3 separate regions of the Mus musculus genome follow, and regions 2 and 3 are each linked to region 1. Evidence: chromatin loops called from intact Hi-C (ENCODE). Cell type or tissue: left cerebral cortex. All regions are shown on one strand.

Region 1 (8,000 bases):
TTGGATTTAAAAACTTGAGCACATACTGTAGATACATAAAATTATCATCTTTCCTCACCCCATCCCCCATCAATTGCATTCTCCGTCGGTCACACGGAATATGTCTGTGGCCTGCCTGCACTGAATCATTTCAGAGCGGAAAAGCATCTTCAGAGGAAAACCAATGTAGGGACATGCTTCTTCGTGCACCATAGTATGTCTGTTTGTTATAATATGCAAATCCTGAGTCCCCAGCGTCAAAAATCACAGATTCCGTGCAGAATTTCTTTCCCCTTTCTAGCTTTCTTTTCCTCTATGTGTTTGTGCAACTTAAAAGTTATGACCATTAACAGGCATGTTTACGACAGCCTGCTTTTAAACTTTCAGGTTTCCTTTGTTTTTTCTGTTGTGCTAAAAAAATGTATTCCTAGTTATTTCTCCCTCTTTGTGATAGTAATGGCTGTCTAGAAATATGAGCTTGAGAATTGAGTTCATCCAAGAAGCCAAGAAGAACAAAAACCACACACACACTTTGCATTTGCAAGCACCTGGAATCCATTGGGTTCCTGGAGTTGTAATTTGGAAGCAGACAAAGCAAAGAATTACCAGCTGAAAAGCTGGCGCTGTGAGTGAGAACAGCCCGAGGAGGCGCCAGAGTCTGGTTTGTGTGGGGACTTTGAGGCAGGGAAACAGAACCCAAGGCGCACTGCCAGCTTGGAAACTAGTGACACTAGAATGCTGGCTGCTGTGTGTCTCCTCTGCTGGCTTGGTTGCCATCATATTTTGTTTTGGTGCTGGGACTGAACCTCAGAGTTATAGGCATCCTAAACTCACACTGGGCCAATGAGCCCCGCCCCTCGACCCAGCTCCGGAGTCCTGAACCAGCCCCAGGATGAGCCTGCTCCTCTATATATAATGCATTTTGAGTTGTTCTTTCTTAATAGGTGTCCTTGTGAGTGTTAGATGGGTTGGGAGCCGCTGGGAGTGGTATCTCGCCTGAGAAACTTGCTCTTACAGGCTATTAAGGACAATTCTGAGATGGGTTTATTATAGTATTCGGTATATTAAAAATAAAAATCTCTTGGCTTTCAGGACTGTGAAAGGAAAGAGTGACAGGAAACTCAAGTGCAGAGTTCTGTGTGTTTAATATTCCTGCATTTGGGATAGGATATTTAGGTAGCACCGAGTTGCATATATTGCATAGGATCCAGTAGCCATATTTGTGTTAAAAAAGAGAATACCTTTTGAGATTTTTCTTATCAACAATGCCCTATCCATCTTTGAGCATTAATACCTAAATAGGAAGGTTCATTCTTAGGTAAAATTGATTTTGCGAGGAGAGCCTGTATTTATTTTAGCATTTCTTTGGTCTGATATCTAGGGGTATAGTAGCATTCATGGGCTTTGCCCCACATGGAGCTTCGAGCTTATTGTAGCATTGCACACTGATCCCAGGTCAGTGTGATGCGTGAAATCAATTTATTTGAATCTCTTTGCCTCTATAGGAATTTGGCAGAGTGCCAGTTGTTTTCATTTAATGTTCTTTGTGTTGAACACAGACAAGCAGGCTTGCTATTGTGTTCTTCCTTCTTTTGGTCTCTGTCTCTTACAGCCAATATTTTGCTCTGTGGATTTTGAAAGGAAGGGAGACTTTATCGAGGGTGGGTGGTGCTTGATATGCAAAAACAAACAGTGTGACTTTCTTATCTTTTAGGAGATATTCTTTTCACCTTCATGACACGAGGTGTTGATATTATACATAAAAAATACTTAAGAATTTTGTTTAGATAAGATTCTTGGTGAAATCAAACAGACTATAGGTGATTCCTTGTATTAATGACAGTTACTTGAAACAATTGTAGGAATTACAATAAATACTTAATTTGTGAACTAAACCATTTTTAGGAGCATTTACTCAATGGGAAAACTTACCCTTTAATCAAGCACACATTAAAAGTAATGCTTTATCTTTGACCCATTTTGATTAAGACACTGCTGTATATGACCTGAGTTTGTTATATATAATGCTCTAATAAATTCCTGTGATTTGGGTAATTTCTTTTTAAAATGTGCAGGGTTAATTCCTGGGAGTGGCAAAGGGCCTTTTTTTCTTTTTTTTTTGCTGTTGTGTGATAAATTCAGATCCATGCTCCATTCGTGGTTGTTTTTGTAGGCAGCAGGAATTGTTTCTGGGTTAGATCTTGGAAGAGACAGAGAAAGGAAATAAATGCCAGAGAGTGAGAGGAGACTGTTCTATTGATGCTCCAGGCAGTTCTTACGGAAGTTGATATGCAGAACCATGGAGCCAAGACTTCAGGGTCAGGCTTCTACCCGGCAGCATAGCTTCCTTGTTTAATTACCTGAAGAGCAAAACAGTCAGCCTGGGAATGTGTGAAACCCCAGGATCTCCTGCAGCCTCCTGGCCCTCTGACATCCTTCAAGGCCAGTCCCATGGGTCTGGCTGGTTCACGCCTGGGTTCCTCTCTCTCAGGAGGCATTGTGTGCAAGAGGGTTTGGCTGTGAAGCTGAGATCTCTGCCAGTGCCTAGACTCCTGTTCATTCCTTCTGGTCTGTATTGACAGATAGATTTGGCTTTCCTCTTTCTTCAACGAATTTAAACATGTGGCTCTTTCATTTTGAACCTCTGGCCTTGCTATGAAACAATCCCTGTCCCTCCAACACATTAGCTAATGGAAGAGTGGCCTTAGTTTCCTGAGAACTCATTTTTCAGCATTGTGTGATCACATCCTGTGTGTTGCTATTATGGGGTCAGACTCACTCATAATAATTTAGTGTGCAACTAACAGTTCTGAGATGGTTTATTTATTCATACATGAAAACAGAATATCCTGTTTTTAAAAGAAAAGTTATAGGATTTTCGAGATGGGGTCTCCCTCTTTTTTCCTTGGAATCTGAATATAGTGTTAACATTTGCAGCAGGAAGGGGCACACATGCTTTGATGGAGCAGGAGGTGATGAGAAATAATATTGGTTAGCAATATGTCTAGCTTTGGGGGCGTTGCATAGGGAAAGTATTCTAAGACTTGCTTGGCGAGAGAGCCATTTGGGAGACCTCCTGGCTATAACAAGATGCTACCTTCCCCAGAGGAAGTCTGACAGCTTCTTTATCTGTCCTGCTGACTGAAGTGTCCTCCCTGTGGGTGGGGAGCAGGGATGCTGCTAGTTTTTCCGTCAAACATCAGTGGAAAGTGTGACTTCATGTCTAGTAATTTGGTTTGTCCAACTACTTCCGTAGGCTTCTGTCTTGCAGTCTGAAGGACATTTGTCCTTTACTGGAACGTGTTTGCCTACATAAAGTACAAATAAGAGTTGTGGGCATGTAAAAAGAGTGTTTTTTTCCGCATATATTTTGTATTTTCATTTATTTATTCACTTTACATCTCAATGCCCATCCCGCTCTCCTCCCATCCCCCTTCCCTCAGTTCTTCCTTTACCCCTTCCACTTTCCCTCTGAGAAGGGGAAGCCCCCCCCCCCCCTTGGGTATCACCCACCCTGGCACATCAAGTTTCTGTAGGACTAGGTGCATCCTCTCCCAAGTGTTCTTTTGGTGAATTCACAAACATAACTCCACTCCTGGCAATGAGTTCTCTACACTGCTTTTCCCAAAGTGATAAACATGTTGGACTTTGTAGAGAAGTTTCATGGGAATTATTAGAAAAGCAGCTTTGTATTCATATAATATTTATGGAAATAATATGTGTTTGAATATTTGTATACTGCGCCATGGGCAAGTGTATAATCATTTAACTAGCTGGTCTAGCCTGGTGTACCTGGCGACTGACCTGGCCTGGTGGTCTGTTGCTCACAGGCATTAAGCACCTGTGCCTGGTGCACCCTCTCTGCAGGTTTGCTCCTGTCTATTTATGTAGCATCCTCCTGCCTTTCCTTCAGAGTTTTTCTTCACCATCAATATGCACGTGGAGAAAGTAGTATAAAAATATACTTTTAGCCACTGTCAGTGTTCATAACTCACTCTCTACAAACAGACTCTTCACTAAAGCCCCACCCTGCCTCCTGAGCTCCCCAAGTTTTGCTAGGTTTTATCACCCGACCCACCCCCGACCCCCCCATAGTTTTTCAGAATGCAGGTGAGAACAGCCCAGTGCTATTATCAGCAGGGCACTGAGTTCACTAAGAGAGGACTGAGAAAGACTGAAAGACAAATGGCTAGTTGTGGTTTTCAGGTGAGCTTGCTCTGTTAATCTGGGCTGAAATGGACAGGAACAGGTGGTGTGGCGGAGGAGAGGATGGGTAGGGGTTGCTCTGGCCAAGAGCAGGTTGCCAGCTGGGCCAGTGATCTAGTTCTGTTGTCAGTGTACCCACAGCAGTGGAAAAGGGACCTTTTCACATAAAAGGCAATCTTGACAAACTTTCTGAAAACGTTAATGAGGTATAAATGAATAATCTTAGTAAGTTGAAGTGCTGAATTTGCTAAGCGAACTGAGCTGAGGTTCAAAGATTTGAAGCGCTACTGTATTTTCTATATTCCAATATACAGCAGTGTGGTGGGGCGGATGGGTGCGAACGCCGCTGGAGTCATTTTGTCTTGGTGCTGTAGCAGATGTGCTATACTGGGACCTCTGGACAGAGAAAGCACAGTTAGGGATGGAATTTGGTAATAAAACTCATTCTAGCTAAAAGTGGGTTTTTCTTTTTAAAGTTTGAATCTACATACAAATGTAACAAATTAGTGTATGTGTATAGATTTGAAGAATTTGCAATATGGAGAAAAGGTGATGGGAGTTTGTTAGAGATTAAAAAGTGCTGAGGAAAAAAATATGATCAGAAAAAAAAAATGTGGGCTCTTGTATTGCTGTGTCCTTGCTCCACCTGGTGGATTTTGCTGAAAGTGTTTAAGTCTGTGTTAATGAAAAGAATTAACCACTACACAGTTCCTCTGAGCATAGCAAGAGTCTTGTTGGTGTTTAAAATATTCCTATGTTTATGGTTTTTGTTCTGTAATTTCATTGCATTGAAAGAAATGTATATTATATAGAATCCATGTGGTTCAAACATATGTATGTTCGTTTTCGGAAATTTGGAATATTCCGAAAGTAACCCTCACATGAAATCCCCCTGCATAGGGCCATCATTACCAGTTCCACACTTAGTATTACTTATTCTGGAGCCCCAGCTGGTTCCGATCTTGCTCTGTAAATTAGCCTGGATTTGAACTTGTTCCACTCCTCTAAGCCTCTACTATTGGATTGGTTTTAAGGATAGATGTTATCAGAAGAGAACCAGCTTGCATTTTCGCTGATTTAAAAATACGTTGAATGTTTACTACTAAGTCAAAGAATGATGACAGGCATCGGGCTGATTATAATCATTTTTGCAGAACTGCTTCTCAGGCTCAAAGGTGGTGGTGTGTCAGTGTTTAGCAGAAAGGTTTTTTTCTCATTGAGCTTCATGTCCAAGACACAAAGGTAGAGACTAACGGTGCCTTATGCATTCATGGGGTTGGTAATATCTGTTGTTTGCTGGCCTTGTACAGACTGCTTTCTCTGGCAATCTTAAGAATTCAGTTGTGCTTTGATCAGCTTACTGCTTTCCTTAGGTTATTATTATTTTTTTAATCCCTTAGATTCTTACATCGCTGTAACAGAAGGTGAAGTTTTGAAAACAGTGTCTCCATATGCAAGGGATTTGGAGACCTTTTTATTGTCTTTAACACTGTCATTCATGGTCCTCATTAGCATTTATTGTTGCAAGCCTACAAGCAGAAAATGTGAAATTGGTATGTCATGAATAGCCCCACAGAGCTCTGGAGCCCTCTGATTTTGCCTGCAGTGTGGTGTGGGCTGGGCTTTGAGGGAAAGCTGTCCAGATGGCTGCCTGCACACAGCAGAGCTGCAGGTTTTTGTCTCTGGTGCTGAGAGGAGGGGAAGTTCACTGGAGCATACGCCATCACCCTTGCATTTTAACAAAACTAACTAGCCATTAGTCAAGATGGGAGGGTGATGACATCGAGACAAAGGTTTTCCATATAGTGTTACAAGCTGTGTCACAGGATAGGGCTGAGCTGCTAGGTACCTTCTCTTTTAACCCAGTGGGTTTTGTGGTTGGAAAACGAGATGGAAATGGTAACTTCTTTGCAAATTGGTGTGCAGGTGGGTCTTTTACAGATCTCTTTTTTAAATTTGTTTAAATTGGAAGATGATATTTTATGCTAAAAGAGTCTATAAAGCTAGGATTCCTCACTAGGGCTAAGAACCTAAGTGTTGTTTTATTTAAAAGCTGAAAAGAAAGAATTTAGACCATTTTTCCTGCAGAGAAATCTACTTTTAAGAACATTAGTACATTTAAGTCTCATTTACATAAAATAATGTTCAACCAATGTGTGTTAAAAACAGTTTTCAGATTTTAGAATTTCTTAAATGTTAGGTCTGAGAGTCAAAAGTTGTCAATTATAAAAGATATACAATAATAAATATACTGTGCTAGTATAAGATCATGGCCACTATTATAAACAAATAATAATTACAGATACAGGTTCTATTTTCTGTTAGCAAGTGATATTTTTGAGATTTCATTTTGCACAAATACTAGTAAACCTACACAGTGTGCACATAATAACAGACATATTTGCTTTCATATGCGGAGTGTGTATATATTTGAGGTTTTCTTCTTTTTTTCTCTTTCTCTTTCCTTCTGTTTCTCTCTCTGTGTCTCCCTCTCTGTCTCTGTTTCTGTCTCTCTCTTTTTGTCTCCCATTCATAAAGTCTTACTGTGCAGTTCTGACTGGCCTGAAACTTGCTATGTAGACCAGGCTGGTTTCAAAAATTCAGAGATTCACATGACTCTGTCTCCTGAGTATTGGTATTAAACATAGGCATCACCCTACCCACTGGATAACATATGTTGACCAGAATTCAAAATAAAATACATTGCTACATTGCTTCAAAAACTGCCAAAATGATTGTCAGTGCATATGTATGTATGTATGTATGTATGTATATATATGGAGGAAAATGCCACAGAGATTGGCTTATTAAGAAGACATTATTTTTTTGAGGCTGGAAGTTTCACACTAGTTTTAGAGCTCAGTATTAACCCACATAAGCTAACAGAGATAAAAAAGAAAAAGTCAAACTGAGTTTGTCATAAGACAAAGATGAACTGTAGAGCTGTGTTATAGCCATCTAGCTCCCTGCCTTCCCCTGGCCCAATAGAGTAGGATTTCTCCAAGGACCACATAGCATGGTCTCCCCAGGATGGAGGGGGCTTGTCCATCTAGTTGCAAGTGATCCAAGCAAAACAGCCTTTCTGCCTCTATAACGTCTGTCTAATCACCTACTAAGTCAACCTTCTCTCAGGTATGTTTCCTTTTAATCCCTTACATCTTAGTGCTTAGCACTTAGGCCCTCTAGGACAACCCCAAGGAGTCTTTGACCCCCTGATGTTTACACACCCTTCAGATTCTTACGGTGACAGACAAAACACTCTTCCTTTGTCACTTAGGCAAAGTTCTTGGGGTCTCTCTGTGCATCAGCTGACAGTCGAGGAGGTGCAGGTGTTTGCCAATCACTTCCCCCAAACAAGGTAGCAGAAATTGTCTGACTGTGTCCAGCTCTTTACAGCAGGCATTTATAGAAGAGATGGCGGCTGGCCTCTCAGCACGGTGGACCTCTCAGGGAGCTTTATAACCTATTTCCTACCCCACTCATTTCTTTGTGGTTGGCACTGTCTTACCTTGGAGCCTAAACCATACGCTGTTTGTTTTTCCTGCCGACAAAGTATAATTGGATTTATCTTTGTCAGGAGACAATCTATTACGGCCTTTATTTAATACAGTTTCAAATGTCTTTCAGTGGCAGAAGCAAATTAATGTACATTTTCACTGGGTGTTATATCTATTTAATCGACTGTCAAAGTGATGAGAAGTTAGGAACTCATCCAGAGAGGTCCATCGCCCTCAGCCCAACAGCTCACACATTAGGTAGGTTTGCCCTGTCAGTGGGATGCCTTTAGAAAACACTAATAGCTTCCAGCTGGGTGG
Region 2 (8,000 bases), 660 kb after region 1:
CCACACTGATGACAAAAAGCAGCCACATTGCAGAACTGGGGGGCATCAGCTAGGAAAGGTCCAGGACCACAAGAGAAAACATACAGGAGAAAACATAACTCAGTGGGGGAAAAAATGGTGGCCTCCTTGTCCAATGGAGAGAGACCAAGAGAACTGTTTTAAGTTAGTCTTGATGAGGAGAAAGCAGGCTTTTCAGCAAGAGGAATGAATAATCTGATGATGATTACACCTTGGAAGGAGTCGGAAAAGGACAAAAGTGAGGACAGAACGATGTAAAAACAACAGAGGTCACCCATTGACAGACATTTACTTATTCTGTGAGTCTGATTCACTAAACTAAACTAAGAAAAAGTAAATTAAATTAAAAATAAAAACCTGAGGGCGCAGCTTCTAGAGTATCTTATCAGAATTCACTGTTTGAGCTGTTACCTTTGTCCCATTTGTCAAAGGCAAGTCTGGAGCCCAAAACAGAATCAACCACACTTGCTCAGATAGAGATATTTTCTGTAAAATTCTCTGCTTTGTAGTAAGGGAAAGATTTAGACTATGAGAGGGAGGAAGGGGTCCATCCACAGAGAAAAAAACATCAGAAGGTCCCATTTCAAATGAGGCAGGAGACAAGGACCCACATTGGAGATTATCCTCTGACTTCTATGCCATGGCATGAGCATGCCTGTACTAAAACAACAAGCACACATGCATACACATACATGTACCCCAACACGACAGAAACTAAAAGTAAATCCAGTCATGGTGAGATTACTGAGTGGATATGCACAGGGTCATGGTTCCAAATGTTTGCAAAGTATGGAACAAGGTTAAGTCAGGAAATGAATTATCCATTCAGAGTTGCATGTCAAGGAAGCAGACAGGATAGACACTTGCAGTGATTCACTAAACTAGAGAAATCAATTTGAGTTCCACTCAAAATAATGGAATGTTAAAAAAAAAAAAACCATTCAAAGACAAATCAAATTGTTCTCTGGTATTGGAATAGTGGAAGCCAGGAGCAAAACCAGGCTTCATTCAGGATATGTTTTCCCACATCAGCCTTGCATCCTGTGACCTGGTTTTGAGATCATGTATATCTTTCAAGTGAGGTGGTATTGCTACTTTTTGAAAATAAAGTAGGTCTATACGTTTTGCTCTCTGTGTGTACCAGTTCTACTCCATGATCACAACATGTGATTTTAGAGGAATCTAAGTGGGGGAACGAGTTAGTAGCCATTGTTAATGAGGCTCATGCCCACGTGGCCACATGACATGGGACTCACTACCCTCTAAAAGACAAATTGAACTCCAGTGTCAGTCACTGACCTTAGGGAGTGTGACTCTCCAAGGGTGACACGTAAAGAAAAGAAGCCCAGGAGGAGGTAATTTAGGATTTATGGAGTGCTGGGAGCGTTTGAGGGAAGGTGTTTGAAAATAAGCATTAACATGAAAAATAACACACATTTATCTGTACTGTGATCTCACATAATTCCCTGAGTACCCATGGGTTCACAGAATGTAAGGCTCCAGGCCTCGGTTAACTGCTCTGTCTCCTGGGGACATAATTAACAATTATCATTGCTAAAGGAAAAATAAATAGATACTTTCAACGTACTCATCGAGAATCTTTACAGAAAAGCTGTAGAATAGAGTCGCTTGCTTTGATATAATAACAGAATAAAAACCTGCCAAGAAAAGAGCAGTGATTAAAAAAAAAAAAAAGACACAAGTTTTATTTGTTTGCATATTACAAGTAGATTATAAACTAATTTTGCAAACTTAAAGGCATTCCCACTAGCAACACCTACACAGGTTTTTTTTTTAAGCTGAATCATATCACATCAAACTTTAAAATGTACCTTTTCATGCAAAGCAGGCATGAATATATGCTCTTGCTCTTCACTAGTTTTCTGCCTAGCTTTCTAAGTGGCAACTGCTACATTCTATCACTCACTCAGAGAATGATGCCAACATTCAGTAGTTGCACATCTGGTTTCATTTTGCTCTCTCGTCCTCATCTTTGATAACCCAACTTGCAGACTTCTGTTCTTTTCTGTCAATTTCTAAAACTTCCAAAGTGGCAGGGGAAAGCACTTATCTGCACGTATCAGCAATGTTAAATGGAAATGAGAATGGCCTTGTCTGGGGGCTGAAACACTTAATACTCTGCTGAGAAGAAAACTAGTCATTTATTTTGGTACAAATGCTGATCAATCAATGAAATATCTCATGAAGACAAAGACCTGACAATATGACCAATAACCCTGCCCTGCTTTTTTATGAAGACCTATCTAGGTTACCTTCATCAGAAAAGAAAATTTAGCTCATTATTTTTCCCCATAATTTGTTTATGTGAGGAAACATTCAAATTAATGTTATTGACATAAACACATAGCTTACTTAGACTAAGTGCAGAGCATAATATCATGTGATTCCAAACTTAATCTGGAGGTGTGGTCTTAGGGTTTCCTGGGAAGTGGACAATGCTGAGAAAAGCTAATTTTCAGTGGGCATCCGCAGCTTCTTGAGCTTGAACTTCAGAGCCTCCCAGGCGCAGAGGCTCTTGGTCTGCATTGTGTGAATACTAAGGAGACACCAATCATTGCCTAGGAAGCATAGTACACTTCTTTGATTGTCATTCTTCCTTATCAGACAGGATGCTCCATGATACCTGGCATTTTTCCCTTTCATATTTCCAAACCTTCATTTTCTACTAAAACTATAAAATAAATCAGAGCTCAACAAATATTTGCTGAATAAACTGATCACCCTCACTGACTGGTACATTTTCACCAAATGCGTTTTATTGAGTTCACACACAGATGGGTGCAAACATGTCTGGCACAAAGACTCCTGTTGGCCATTACTGCCGGAAAAGGTCCCGCAGAGCTCAGCAGCCAAGATGTGTGACTTCACCGAGGACCCGACCACAGAATTCAAGGAGGCTTTCCAGCTGTTTGACCGAACAGGCGATGGCAAGATCCTGTACAGCCAGTGTGGGGATGTGATGTGGGCCCTGGGCCAGAACCCTACCAATGCCGAGGTGCTCAAGGTCCTGGGGAACCCCAAGAGTGATGAGATGAATGTGAAGGTGCTGGACTTTGAGCACTTCCTGCCCATGCTGCAGACCGTGGCCAAGAACAAGGACCAGGGAACCTACGATGATTATGTTGAATGCCTTCGTGTGTTTGACAAGGAAGGAAATGGCACCGTCATGGGTGCTGAAATCCGTCATGTCCTTGTCACACCGGGCGAGAAGATGACAGAGGAAGAAGTAGAGATGCTAGTGGCAGGGCATGAGGACAGCAATGGTTGCATCAACTATGAAGAGATGGTGCTGAATAGCTGAGGACATTCTGTATCCCGAGCCTGTTCCTTGCCCAGTGTGATTTCTGTGTGGCCCCAGAGGCTCCCCTGTCACAGCACCTTGCCCATCTGGTTTCTTTTGGATGATGTTTGCCTTCACCAAATAAAATTTGCTCTCTTTGCTCTCAAAAAAAAAAAAGGAAGAAAAGAAAGAGAGAGAGAGAGAGAGAGAGAGAGAGAGAGAGAGAGAGAGAGAGAGAGAGAGAAAGAAAGAAAGAAAGAAAGAAAGAAAGAAAGAAAGAAAGAAAGAAAGAAAGAAAGAAAGAAAGAAAGAAAGAAAGAAAGAAAGGCTCCTGTTGTCTGAAAGATGCAAAGGTTTCCAAATGTTCTGTTTCAGGCCGTGTCACTATGCTGTTGATCTGTTCCCTAGGACTTGTGGTTAAGGTATTTTAGACTGTTCTATAGATGAAATGTTTGTGTCCTCTTGGAGTTCACATCAGGAAGCCTAATACAAATAAAATGGTTAGACTAGTATTTTGTGGAGAGTTTTGAAGAAAACTTGCTCTTAAAGGTTAATCCTTCATGAATGACCTTAACCAAAGAGAGACAAGATTCATCCATTCATATTCTTCCCCATCCTTCACCCTTCTTGACCACTGTGAAATAATATAGTGAAAAAAGCAGCCAACATCAGAAAAGAGGCAGAAAGAGAGCCTTTATTGGGCATAAGATCTGTGAGAGCCTTGCTCACAAACTTCTCAGCCTTGAGAGCAGTCAGAAAATACATTTCTGTCTTCTGCACCACCCCATCTATGATATCTTGTCACGCTGCCTTTGATGGACTAAGACAGACATAGAAAAATGACCATGGCATGAGAAAGACAATAGCCTGAGAAAAAAGTGGCCCTTCTGCTTTATGTAAAATCAAATCAAGCTCTTGAGATTATGATCTGATGGCTGCCACAGAAGGGCGCTGTAAATTCCTCACAGTCCATTTTCTAGTGGTTTTAGAACTTAATTGTCTTTACTTGGGTCAATAGCATTGAGCATGGAGGGACGTGTGATAAGATGGTTGTGGCGTTTTGTAGGCGATAATTAAAATCCTTGCTTTTTAGCAGGGAAATTGCTTTTACTCACAGTTTTCTTTAGAGCTGAACAGATCATTGAACTGTACTTGCATCCTCCTCTATAAATATGTATCAATACCACACTAGTCATCCTCTGTGCTAAGGAGCTTGTACTGAGCCAGTATTAAAGTTGGCATGCAGGGCTGGGTTGAATATCAAAATGTGTCTCTCTGTAGACCGTTTGTTATGCTGGTTGACTCCCTCATTAAAAATGGAGGAATTATTTACTTCATTTCTGTTTATTTAAAGTGGCTCGGAAGCAACTGGATAGCAAAGCGTTTTCAACAAAGAGAAATAGTGACACCTTGTGGAAGAGTCTAATTTCATCTCCAAGTCTGTTAACATTTCTACCTTCAAAATAAATGTTTAGGAGTACACATTCTCTCCCTTGGGAACAAGTGTACCTTTATATTGGACTTGATACCATATATATTTCATATTATTTTATGGTGCTGCTATCAATCACACTGATTTCCTCTTAAAAAGTAAAATTATTGACATTCTTTAGTGACTCTCCAGGCCTATTATTGTAAATAATAATGGTGACTACAAGAGATTTATCCTTCCAACCTATATCCATCTAAACATACTCTGAAGCAGTAACAATGTGCTCTGTGAAGCATTGGAATCAAACAACACGGAAATACAGGGAATTTTATAATAATCAACAGCACTTACCACTGCTCTTGACAGGCTTTGCCTATTTTGCATATAATTTCCAAAACTGAATTAAAACACATATAAGTACCAAGTACCCAAATGACCATATATCCAAATATTGAGTGAGTAGTAAGCTGGTGTGAAGCTACCAGCAGCTAATGTTAAAATTCTATGGCTATTAATTATACTGCCAATCCTGGATGAGTCCCTTGCAGCTATGGTGAACTTCTGGTGCTTACTCAAGTAGTCTCCCCAAAGGTCCACAGAAATCAGGCCTGAGATGTAGTTCTCACCTTCCTTCTGGGTTCCAGTAGATGTGGGTTTAAGTCTCCTGTATAACACCGGACAAGTTTCTGAACGTCTATCACTATATATCTAGCAATGGACCACTAAGCTTTTACTAACTGAATGATGTATTTTAAATATTGAGGCAGCATTGCCAGAAAACTATTCTTTCTCTTTTCCAGTGTTACCTTTCTCTGTTGCTGCTTCTCTGGGTCACACACCGGGACTTCTTTGAGTAAGTTTCTTGAATGATGCTGTTTTACATGGAAAGTGAGAGCAGATCCTCCCCACACTGCAGTCTAGAGTTTGAGCAGCATCTCGGACTAACCAAAAACCGGACTCTGCCATTTACCACCTGTGTGATCTTGAGCAAAGTACCAAACTTCTCTGGGACCCTGTTTCAGAGCACTTAATAAATGAGGATTGAGCATTGTCCTACCTCCTACAGTTCTATCATGAGGATTAAATGTGTTAATGTATGCAAAGCACTGACTGGCACCAGGCAAAAGCCACGTAAGCATTCACTATTAGTGTAGCATTGTATAAAATAAGTGATAAAGAAAACATTTGGCCTACTCATTAAAATGATCTTCAGGGTGTGTGGAGGGGATGGCAGGGGTCGGGGGGGGGGAGGAAAGGCATTTCACTTCCAAATGTGACCAGCCCAGGGAAGACCATCAGAGTCAGATGCTAGACTATTCCAGTGCTACTACTGGTCACTTTGGTGTGCTTAACTGTTTATGAATACATACGCTCAACTGGAATATGTAATTCATTTTATCCTTTTTAGATAGATAAAATCACAGTTTGAGCTTAAATTATGTTCTCTGCTGTGATGTAGACATGGTTGGATATTTTCCAGCCAACAGAAAGAGGACGATCAGCTTGAGCCTATTTGGGTAAGAAACTGAAGCAGATCTCAGGAAATAACTCATCCTGAGAGAAAAAAAATCTCAAATAAATATGCCCAGTAGCAAAGTCTGTGATCTCTACACAGGCAGCAGAATCTTTCTCACTAGAGTGACTTCTAGTCCCCTTCTCAATTTATTGAATACTGTTTGTTTTATTGATTTTTGCCATTGTTGTTCATTTGTTAGAGACTTGTTCTTTCTGTATTTTAAAAACTATTTCAGAAGAAAGTTTAAAATGCACCTTATATTACTGACTAACATTCACAGCCATTAACTAGGTAGCACTGGGTAAATTCTTGGATGTTCTCAAATACCTTATCTATTAACATTCTGCCTTTCATTTACAATTTTATTGGTGGTTTGTTTTTTTTTGTTTATTTGTTTTGTTTTGTTTTGTTTTGTTTTGTTTTACACTGTTACTCACTTCTGAAAGCACAAAACTGCAAGCAATGCACTCTTTCTCTTCATGGTACTTAGTCTTATGGAGAAATAGCAAATGTGGAACAACTAAACAAAGATGAAGACTTCCATGTAAAGACATCTCTCTCTGAATGGATGTCCTCATCTCTGAATGGATATCTGATGTCATATCGGTAACTGTAAGATGGCAGAAGTCTTGATGACACACTAGGTATGCACCACAAGTATAGCATTTAAGGCACAATTGAGAGACTCTTAGAAATTCTGAATAACTAAATCGAAGGGTCCTCTTCCGGGAATGGTGGTGACCCTAGGGTGATAGAAAAAGACCAAGTAAAAGACCACAAGAAACAAACCTACGTATCAAATGGGGGTGTGCTGCCATATTATTCCTCTTCTTTGACATTTGTATGGCATTCCTTTTATGATAACAAAGCCTTTTATATGGAATCACAGATGTTCCAGATTCTATAAAGCTCAATTCTAATTCTACACTGAGGCAAGAACCCTGCCTGCATTCCCCTAGGGTGGCTGTTTTTTCTAAATACCTCTAGTGATTGAGAATTTGTCACTTCTTGAGACAGTACATTTTTCTTTTTTAGGAAATAATTGGTAAAGCTTAAAGCCAAACACGGAAGATTGATCAATCCATTTATCTTCTTTCTTCATCTTTGGAATATAATTAAAGCAAGTAAATAATTATTTTTTTAAAGTCCCCAAATATTAAGGAAGTGTAAGAAAAGTCCAGCAACCAAGTTTTCTCCTTTGACCACAAAGGAAGCTGTCTTTCCCACCCAAGCTGCAGCATGTTGGTGCTGATAAAGATGCTAAAACACAAGACTGGAAACAACCTCACAACAGGCACAGTTAAGGGTAGGAATAGGCAGTACAGCCTCATGTGGGGGCAGAGGAATAAAGTATAACTGGGCATTGAATAACTTCCAGCATACTGGCCACCATCCAATCTCTCCCTCAATTTGTCTATGAAAATTCACATACCAAAAATAAACATTTCTGCTCTAGACTTGAGTTCCTTTCTAAGTGACCCCTTCCCAAAATGTTCACTTTGCAATGTGGTTTACCATTTTGCCTATTAGGCCCATCCACAGGCCAGTACTTCAGAGATTTGGCTGCCATAGTTTATCACCTAGGTTCTTCCTTCCACGTCAAGGTTATATTCCTGACTGCTGAAAGGGCTCATGAATTATATCTAGCTCTCTCCCAGAGAGTTGTCATCAGATGAAGGAAGTTGCTTGCTTGAGCCAGCATCATCTCTGGAGACAACATAGATCTAATGATG
Region 3 (8,000 bases), 680 kb before region 1:
TCGATTTTAGGCAATTTTTAACATTCATTTTGGGGATATTGTTTCAAGTTGTAAAATAATCAGGCTGTTGCTTTAATTTAGTTTCCATTGTTTCTATTTATTGATTCTGACTACCATTACTTCAGCAGGATTTTTCCTGCTTGTTTGAAAGCAGTAGATAGGTTCCACACACAATCTGAAGAAAAGTAACTTAAAAATTAAGCAATAAAATCAAAACAGGCGGAGTCACCCCCCCCCCCACCCCCGGTCTGATGTGTCTGAATGCTACCCTCACTAATCGATTTCGGTTAGAACTTTCAGGATAGCAAGGTGAAAGTGTTACCTTGCACGCTCTGCATTAGAGAATGGTGAAATCACATGTTCTCAGCATATCCTCCAACTCGGTGAGTGACTGGCTTAAACTTGTTCATGTTCCTGGTTGGCTTTCAGGATGTCGTGTACTGCATATATATGCACTGGGCACTAATGTTCTGATACTGGTAAATACAATTTATTTGATAATAACCGTGGCATTAAATAGACTAACAAGGGACTATAGATTAACAGAACATAATAAAATCTATTCTGAAGGTTTAACCACCTCCATACTAATGTCTTGATGGACATGAGGCCACATAGCTGTGATTTAACTCTCTGAAAAATGGGTATAAGCTTCCTAAAGGAGGAGGCTGCGTCTCTCATTGCCTTCATTGTCAACCTCTTTGTACCTAGTAAAATCAATACCAGCCGCACTGAAGACTTGTTTACCGCCTATCATATTTCAGATTCAGAACTTCCCAGAGAACCGTCACACTCTTCTGACTGGCAAGAAAGATGGGAAACATCAGTCAGTGAGACTGCTCAGTGGTTAGAAGCCCTTGCTGTCATAGGTTGTCCTGAGCTCTGGCCCCAGCCCCACTGAGTAGAAGGAGAGAACCAACCCCCACAAATTGTACTCTGGTCTCTTTGACCTCCACTCATGTGCGCCCCATGTATATACACTTCTCACACACACACACACACACACACACACACACACACACACACACACATTTTAAGTCACAAAGATAGAAACCACATCCTCCAAGTTGTGTCAAGTCAGCTGAGTTTGTATGTATAAAAAGATCATTTAGTATACAATTATTATACTTAGAAAATACTAAACAAAATTCCAAATATAAAGTCAGTAAAATCAAACCTCTTTACTTCCAATATGCACAGATAAAGGAATGTGGGCTGGGCACTGGGTGTTTCCTTTCTCTGTAACTGTTGGTTGGTTACACTTTATTGGGCTGGGAAGGTAAATGGACCTGTTTTACTTAACAAAGCCAGCTAGTTGTTTTATGGAAATTGTCCTTCCGCTTCTAACTCATCTGAATGTCAATGTCAAACTAACAGCTGCACCACTGGGATGAGAAGGGAAAACTCCTGGTCAGAAGAAGCCCTCTTTCCATTAAGGCGTGCCCTTCATGCTTCGCATTAGCTGCTGTCAACTCAGCTTCTTTCTTCCCGAGAACGGCCAGCTGATGGATGCATGCGGACCGCATAGCGCTGCGCAGGAACTTGCTTCCTTTTCCAATCCCTTGCAAGACCTGTGTATGGAAAATGACTTTTGGTAATATTTCCAGGCACCTTTAATTTACACACGAATTGTCAGTTATTTCATTTTGAGCGTCATGGGAGTTTTGATGCTGTGTACGTGTCTGCATATATCTGAGGCAGCAGTTTAATCTTTCGGAGCTTTGATTTGTTCACAGACAGGAGCGTGAAGCTAACTTCGGTTTTACTTGGCTAAAGTGTTTCATTGACAAGAATGAACAAATGCCATATAGATCTAGACTTCAGCTACACTTTAAAGGTAGGAGTAGACATTAAATAAATCAGTTCATACCTTAGCACAGTTTTTTATGCATTTTCTTCAGATTTATTTCCTACTGTGAATATTTATTACTTAGAATGAAATATTTAAAAAGAGTCAAAAGTCACTCTCTTGAAATTAATTGCCTTTTACACTAATAGTAACAGTCCTGTGGTTCCCATAATCTTCAGAATCATAATCAAGTTCCAGACAGAGCTTCAGATAACACAATCTTAATAGAATTGAAAGCGAGAAAAAATACTAATTGTATTGACCAGTATATTCAGAATGCACCTGAAAATTCTGTTCTGTCCTCTTAAATAGCAAAGTTAATGTATAATTTCAAGATGCTATCAAGTTACCAAGAAAGTATTTTCCCTCTTGAAATTTGCTAGGATAAATTATCTTCATATTTGAATTATACTCAATTCAAAAAGAAAGCCAAATAAGGAAACTAATCCACGCAGTCGAGCAAGGCCCACGATGGCCCTGAGTCATCTTAGCACAGGGAGAGCATCATAAAGTCCATACTGCACTGTGATCTGTGAACATTAAATAAGAATCAGTGTAACAATACTTGTAGCATCTGAAACATATTACTGTGGGCGGGGATATTAGCTGGATACATAGCAAGTATCAAAAGCTCACCTTCCCTTGACCTGTGCTCTGTCCACACCCATGAGTGAGCATATCTTCCCTACTCATAGGTGTACATACATCTCTTTCTGTTTATATCTCTGTCTCTCTCTCTCTGTCTGTCTGTCTGTCTCTCTCTCTCTCTCTCTCACACACACACACACACACACACACACAAAGAGAGACAGAGATAGAGATGGACAGAGAGAGAGAGAGAGGGAGAACGCAAACCATTCAATTAGGTTAATTGCTTCTAGTTTTTAATAGAAAACATTTCCAACAACTAAGATATGTCCCACCTGTAACATGTTGCCTTATACTCTTGTTAGATAGACAAAGTGTCTCTTTGTCCCATTGTCTTATCCATTCCTTCTAGACAGTAGAATTGGAGAGACATTGCTTTTGTGCAATCTTTCTTCTCTGGCGCAGATTTCCCTGGAGTGACTTAGTTATTTCTTCCCTAGGAATAAAAATGTCTCCTCATCCAAGAGAGAAGACTGTATAAAGGTCCACACATTTCCCCATTTGTGGAACTTTAGCCAAGAACTATCTGTCTCACTTTTAACAAGCAGCACCCACTAGGCAGAACCACGAGGACAAAGCTCTAGATACATTGATAAAATATGGTCTCTTTACTCTACTTTATAAGCAATTTTCTTCATTAATAAGTCAGTTTCAGTAGTTTCAGATAATATAACTTACTTGAAATTAAGGAAAATGAAAATATTATTAAATCTTTGCAAAATCATGGTTTCCTGATAAGAATAAAATAGAAAAGCATAGCATAATTAAAAATTCCTCAGTCCATGTTGTTTAGTATTATAAATAATAAAAAAGATATTTAAGGAAATTAAATACTAAGCTATAAATAGTAGTTTAATTTATTAAAATTGATCCAATCTACATATAATGCAGGATACAATTTACAGACAAAATGGTTAACCCTCTGTCATTAAGAATAGCCAGTGCATTTTAAAACATTATTCTAAAGGCAGTGGCCTTTTTTCTTCTTCTTCTAATTGAGCTGCTTAAGATGAATACAAATGCTAAATTACAGTTGGGACTCAAGTGCACTCAGTCATGTTGCAATTCCTTTGACTTACAGTTTGAGACTGCTTGCCCTCCCCTCTTTGCTAATAGGGTTAAAATGAAGTTACAATGGCACCTATCCGCATAACCAAATTAGAGCAGCTCACATAGGCAGACTCACACACAAATGCACTTATGTAACAAATATATCCCTCAACAGGAAGATGACAGCCATTCAGATAAAATGCTTTTATTATTTACTTTCAACAGGTTTCTATAGCAGTGCCATGACTATTGTTGAATCATTTCAATAATCTTGTTATAGAGCTGGTAATAAAAGAAAAGACACTTTAGTAGAAAGAAATGACCTGCCTTCTGACATCTTTCCAGGCTTCAGTGACAGTGATGTGTAGATTACCTTTCTGTTCAAACAAACAAGACCATTGCTCGACCTTTTAAATCCTAGTTTATAACCTCAAAGGGCTGATGTAGACTTGACAAGGAACACCAACAGTCTACCCTGCAATTTCCCCACTACCAGTAGGGGGGGCAGCTGGTGCAGTTTGACAAGTTAAGTGGAAGGAGATGTCCACGGTAGCTTTATAGCTACCAGGAGACATAATGGCCTCTGCACAGTCCATATCTCTTACATATAAACAAGTAGAGATGAACGATGATGCCTGTATACATAAAAGGATTTTGACCTTATTAAATTAACCAGGGATGGACATCTCACAATTTATGTGTGTGCTTTGTTTCTCAAGGTCCAAAGTGTTTGCCACGTTTAAGTATTTTATCCTATGGCGCTAGATGAAAGACAGTTATTTCTTTGACATTTATATCTATTCTTCCAGAAGAAATTTCTGAAAAATTAGCCCATCCTATCATTTACAAATTATGCTGTCTTCTTCCACTCTCCCATGGGACCATTATTGATGAGACAGTCTTGATATCTGATATCATCCTTATTTTCTCTGTAATGGCAATGAGATATTGTTATATTGAAAACTCTGATGTAAAGGACCTGCAAGAATGAAAACCCTGTATTTATTGGGAAGAAAGAAAGGAATAACAGGCTGCCCGGATGGCTCAGCAATTAAGAGCACTTGCTGCTCTTGCAGAGGATACTGGTTCAAGCCCCAGCACCCACACAGTGGGTTCCTGAGAATCAAATGACCTTTTCTGGGTTCTAGTAGCCATCAGCCATGCATGTGATTCACAGACATGCTCATATGCAAAACACCCATACACACATTTTTTTTTAAAGATGAAAGAAAGAAAAAAAGGAAAGAAAGAAAGATTAAAATTATAATTAAAGCAGAAAATGAATTGTGGCTGGCTGAGAAGTAGGCCAGTGGTTGAACATTTGTGTAGCATGAACAAGGCTCTAGATTCTATCCTCAAAATGCTAAACACTAAGTCAGTGGTTTTATGTTCGTATAATGTGTCTACTTCTTGGCTTTATATGAATGTGTGTGTGCACATGTGTATGATGGTGTGGGTATGGAGATCAGATGATGACATCTGAGAGTCAGTTTTCTTCATCATGTGATCCCAATGATCCAGCCCACATCATGACACTTAGAGGGTGGAGTCTTCACCTGCCCAGCTGTCTTGCTGGGCCCGTTCCATCTCTTTTTAATGCTAATCATTGTGCTAACCAACTCAAATTGTATTTCTGATCTTAAGTGGCCACTCGAATTGGTCCTTCAGTGTCCATGTTGTGGTATCTAGTCTCCCCTCTGTACACAGAGAATTGATGCTTGGTAAATTGGCAGGGTCCTCCCAAGACCTGTCCTCCCTGCATCCGTGTCTGCCTAGAGAGTGAATTAACTGAAAATGTCCTTTACCAGTGTTCAGTGTGTTATCCTTAGGTAAGCATGACTTAGAGTGGAAGGGTATATAACAATATAAGTTTCAGGCAGCAGACAGTCCAGTTAAGACTCCAGCAGGTAGCCGGATTCTTATTCTTATATCCTAAGAATGTTTTGCTTTCTATATTATAATATATAATTATAATATGTAATATAACTATAAAATATTTTATAATGAATATTTTGTTTTTAATAAGAGCCATTTCTCTAATTTTCAGATTTTTAGGCACCTTATCAACAAAGTAAGCCCCACAAATGAAATGGGGTCCTGTAGCATGGTTTCAGTCAGAACACTGGATTTAATATAGAGGTCACTGCAGGGTTTCAGAAGCCTGATATTTTTATGCTAACATAAAGACAATAGTATTCTTATGAGTATTAAGAATTACCATCGTCTAAATTACATGGTATTATATAATTGTGTTCTTATTATTATTTCCAAGATTACTATGCCAATATTATATCTTAGAACATCAACACTATTTGTTTCAAATAAATCAATCCTGATAAGTTTTGTTACTTGGAGAACAATGACAAGGGAATTAAGAGTCAGGAAGAACTTCTTTGTTCTGTTAGAACTATGGAGTTACTTCAGTTCTGAGCTATTTCTCATTGGCTTGTAGATTTTTTTTTATGCCTGATTTTCTTGTTTTGTTTTATTTATAGGGAATGACATCATCCCAGAGTACGCTGCTGCTATTTTAGTCCTGGTGGCAATACATGGTAGAGTTGCATTTGGAAGTCAAAAATTAAGTTATGTTTGTTATACCATTCTAAATAATAGCCATTCACATCACGTAAAATAGCATAAGAAGTAGAATTAACCAGAATGGGCACACAGATAGTCTATGCTATAATACTGATAGACATAACCAAGATAGGCCAGCCTCTCTTCCACTCAATAGCAGAGGACTAGCACATTTACAATGCACGACACTGTTTAGAATTATGTTATGTATCAGTGGTCAGCTTAGAATAGAACTATTGTTGCAACCATGTGATCATATGTAATGTAAGTGTTTGACAACAATAATCAATGCATTTAGTATAAAACGAAAATCTGTTATTTGCTTATGCTGGTGACAGCTGTTCACATAATTTACAATAATTAGATTATAGTAAAGTCTGGGCAAAGTGACACTTAACATTTCTTCTTGCTATCCCCTACACCTTGAAGTGAGCACATGATGAAATTGGAAAATGTGTAAGAAGAGCAAGTAGTAATTTTTGAAAGGCTTGGGACATCTGAGTGAGCAACTTGTGGAGAAACACAGGCTTTGAGATGATGATGGGGTTTATGGCAATTTTCTTGGAAGGGACTGTTGTGGATTTACAGTTGAACAGCAAGGGAATTTATCGCATTCATATCCTGATACATCTGCCTTTCTCCAGAGAGATAACACCTTATAAGAACTATAACTACTCTTCTCATTCCCTCAGGGTAAACATAACGGCAGCATTTTGAGCTATTTTCTGAGAAGCTCATATGAACTTGGAGCTCAGAAGAGAAAACATACCTCAAGTGGCCATTCTGTTATGAGGTGGGATGGTTTGTGGAGGGTCAAATCCCCCTAGTCATAAAGCAAGAGATTTATCAAAAGCATTACAAATTGAAGGGTTGTTTTTTTCTTTCTTACAGGAGTGGCTTTTGAGTCTTCCTTGCTCACTAGACTTTCTTGGACCTATTACTAAACAGGCTTTTTTGCCCACACTAAATGTTATCGCTTGATTTTTCAACCTTAACGTGAAGAACCAGCCACTGGAATGAAAACACTGATCTAAGACTTTGTCCTTATGCTCCTTGAGAGCTTTCATTTGATCCTCTTTTGATACAGCCATTCCTTCAACCAGGTATCCTAGTCTCATACTGGAGAAATGGTGGGAGGTGCTCTTGTTGCAACCTAAGACAGGGAAACAGCATGCCGAACAGAAACCACTAATATGTACTCTTTGTTTCTCTTCTCATAAGCTGAATTGTAAAAAGATTAAAAATATTATAACATATATATATATGTATATGTATATATATGTATATATATGTGTATATATATATATATATATATATATATATATATATATATATATATATATATATATATATATATATATTACTTAACAGGCCCCGATCACTGTCTTGAATGTTTCTGTATATTAACTTGTTTAATCCTGACCACAATAATTCACAGTATCAATATTATTACTACAGTGTAGGAGCATTGCTGATATTTTACTCCTTTTAACTAAAATGTTTGTCAATTTTTATATGTATAATTTAAATACCAGCTTTATTTGAGAGAGAGAAATCAGAAGTATGAAGAAATGAGCTTCCTGTAGTCAGGGTTAGCAAGTGCCAAACCACACACTGAAATGCATAGTACTTCTACTCTTTTCTTCCCAGTTAGTCATGGATTCACACTACATCAGCCCATGAACCTTAAATAAGTCCTCCTAATTATAAATTTCTTTTTTTGATCAAGTCCTTGGAGGCAACCATCACCTGTCAGACACATAATTTTTTTTTAACACAAGCAAATTTCACTCTGATTGGAATAATTTATGTGAGAAAGATCCACATGGAATCCTGCAGTGGAGCAGCTTAATCAACTTGACAATCAACAAGCCAC

What was found. Peaks named below come from ENCODE experiments on the same cell type or tissue, not always from the same donor. Only the 100,000 strongest peaks of a DNase experiment are listed, where the experiment ranks them.
Region 2: it touches region 1 in a loop (3-fold over the local background); 12 of 42 quality-filtered maps call a loop at or near these places.
Region 3: a loop joins it to region 1, with 10 times the contacts of the local background. A loop is called at or near these places in 16 of 42 quality-filtered maps.

The regions. Positions count from the first base shown.
Region 1 is chr4:13,773,209-13,781,208 of GRCm38, forward strand. It overlaps a transcript of Runx1t1 not described here. Among named protein-coding and RNA genes, the nearest start is that of Runx1t1, 7.6 kb to the right of the region's middle. In left cerebral cortex, CTCF peaks have their summits at 611 and 4,834 (motif pointing left); DNase peaks (open chromatin) are centred at 644, 1,460, 3,134, 4,560 and 3 more places; H3K27ac peaks cover 1,099 bases.
Region 2 is chr4:14,430,998-14,438,997 of GRCm38, forward strand. It overlaps the pseudogene Gm11836. Among named protein-coding and RNA genes, the nearest start is that of Gm2560, 140 kb to the left of the region's middle. In left cerebral cortex, a CTCF peak has its summit at 4,748 (motif pointing left); a DNase peak (open chromatin) is centred at 4,588.
Region 3 is chr4:13,095,014-13,103,013 of GRCm38, forward strand. Gm11820 (a long non-coding RNA gene) reads left to right here. Exons shown (of 9, transcript XR_390410.3): 3 at 292-383; 4 at 1,378-1,594; 5 at 1,737-1,837; 6 at 6,043-6,917; 7 at 7,016-7,227. Among named protein-coding and RNA genes, the nearest start is that of Gm11820, 7.7 kb to the left of the region's middle. In left cerebral cortex, a CTCF peak has its summit at 4,043 (motif pointing right); DNase peaks (open chromatin) are centred at 1,484 and 4,033.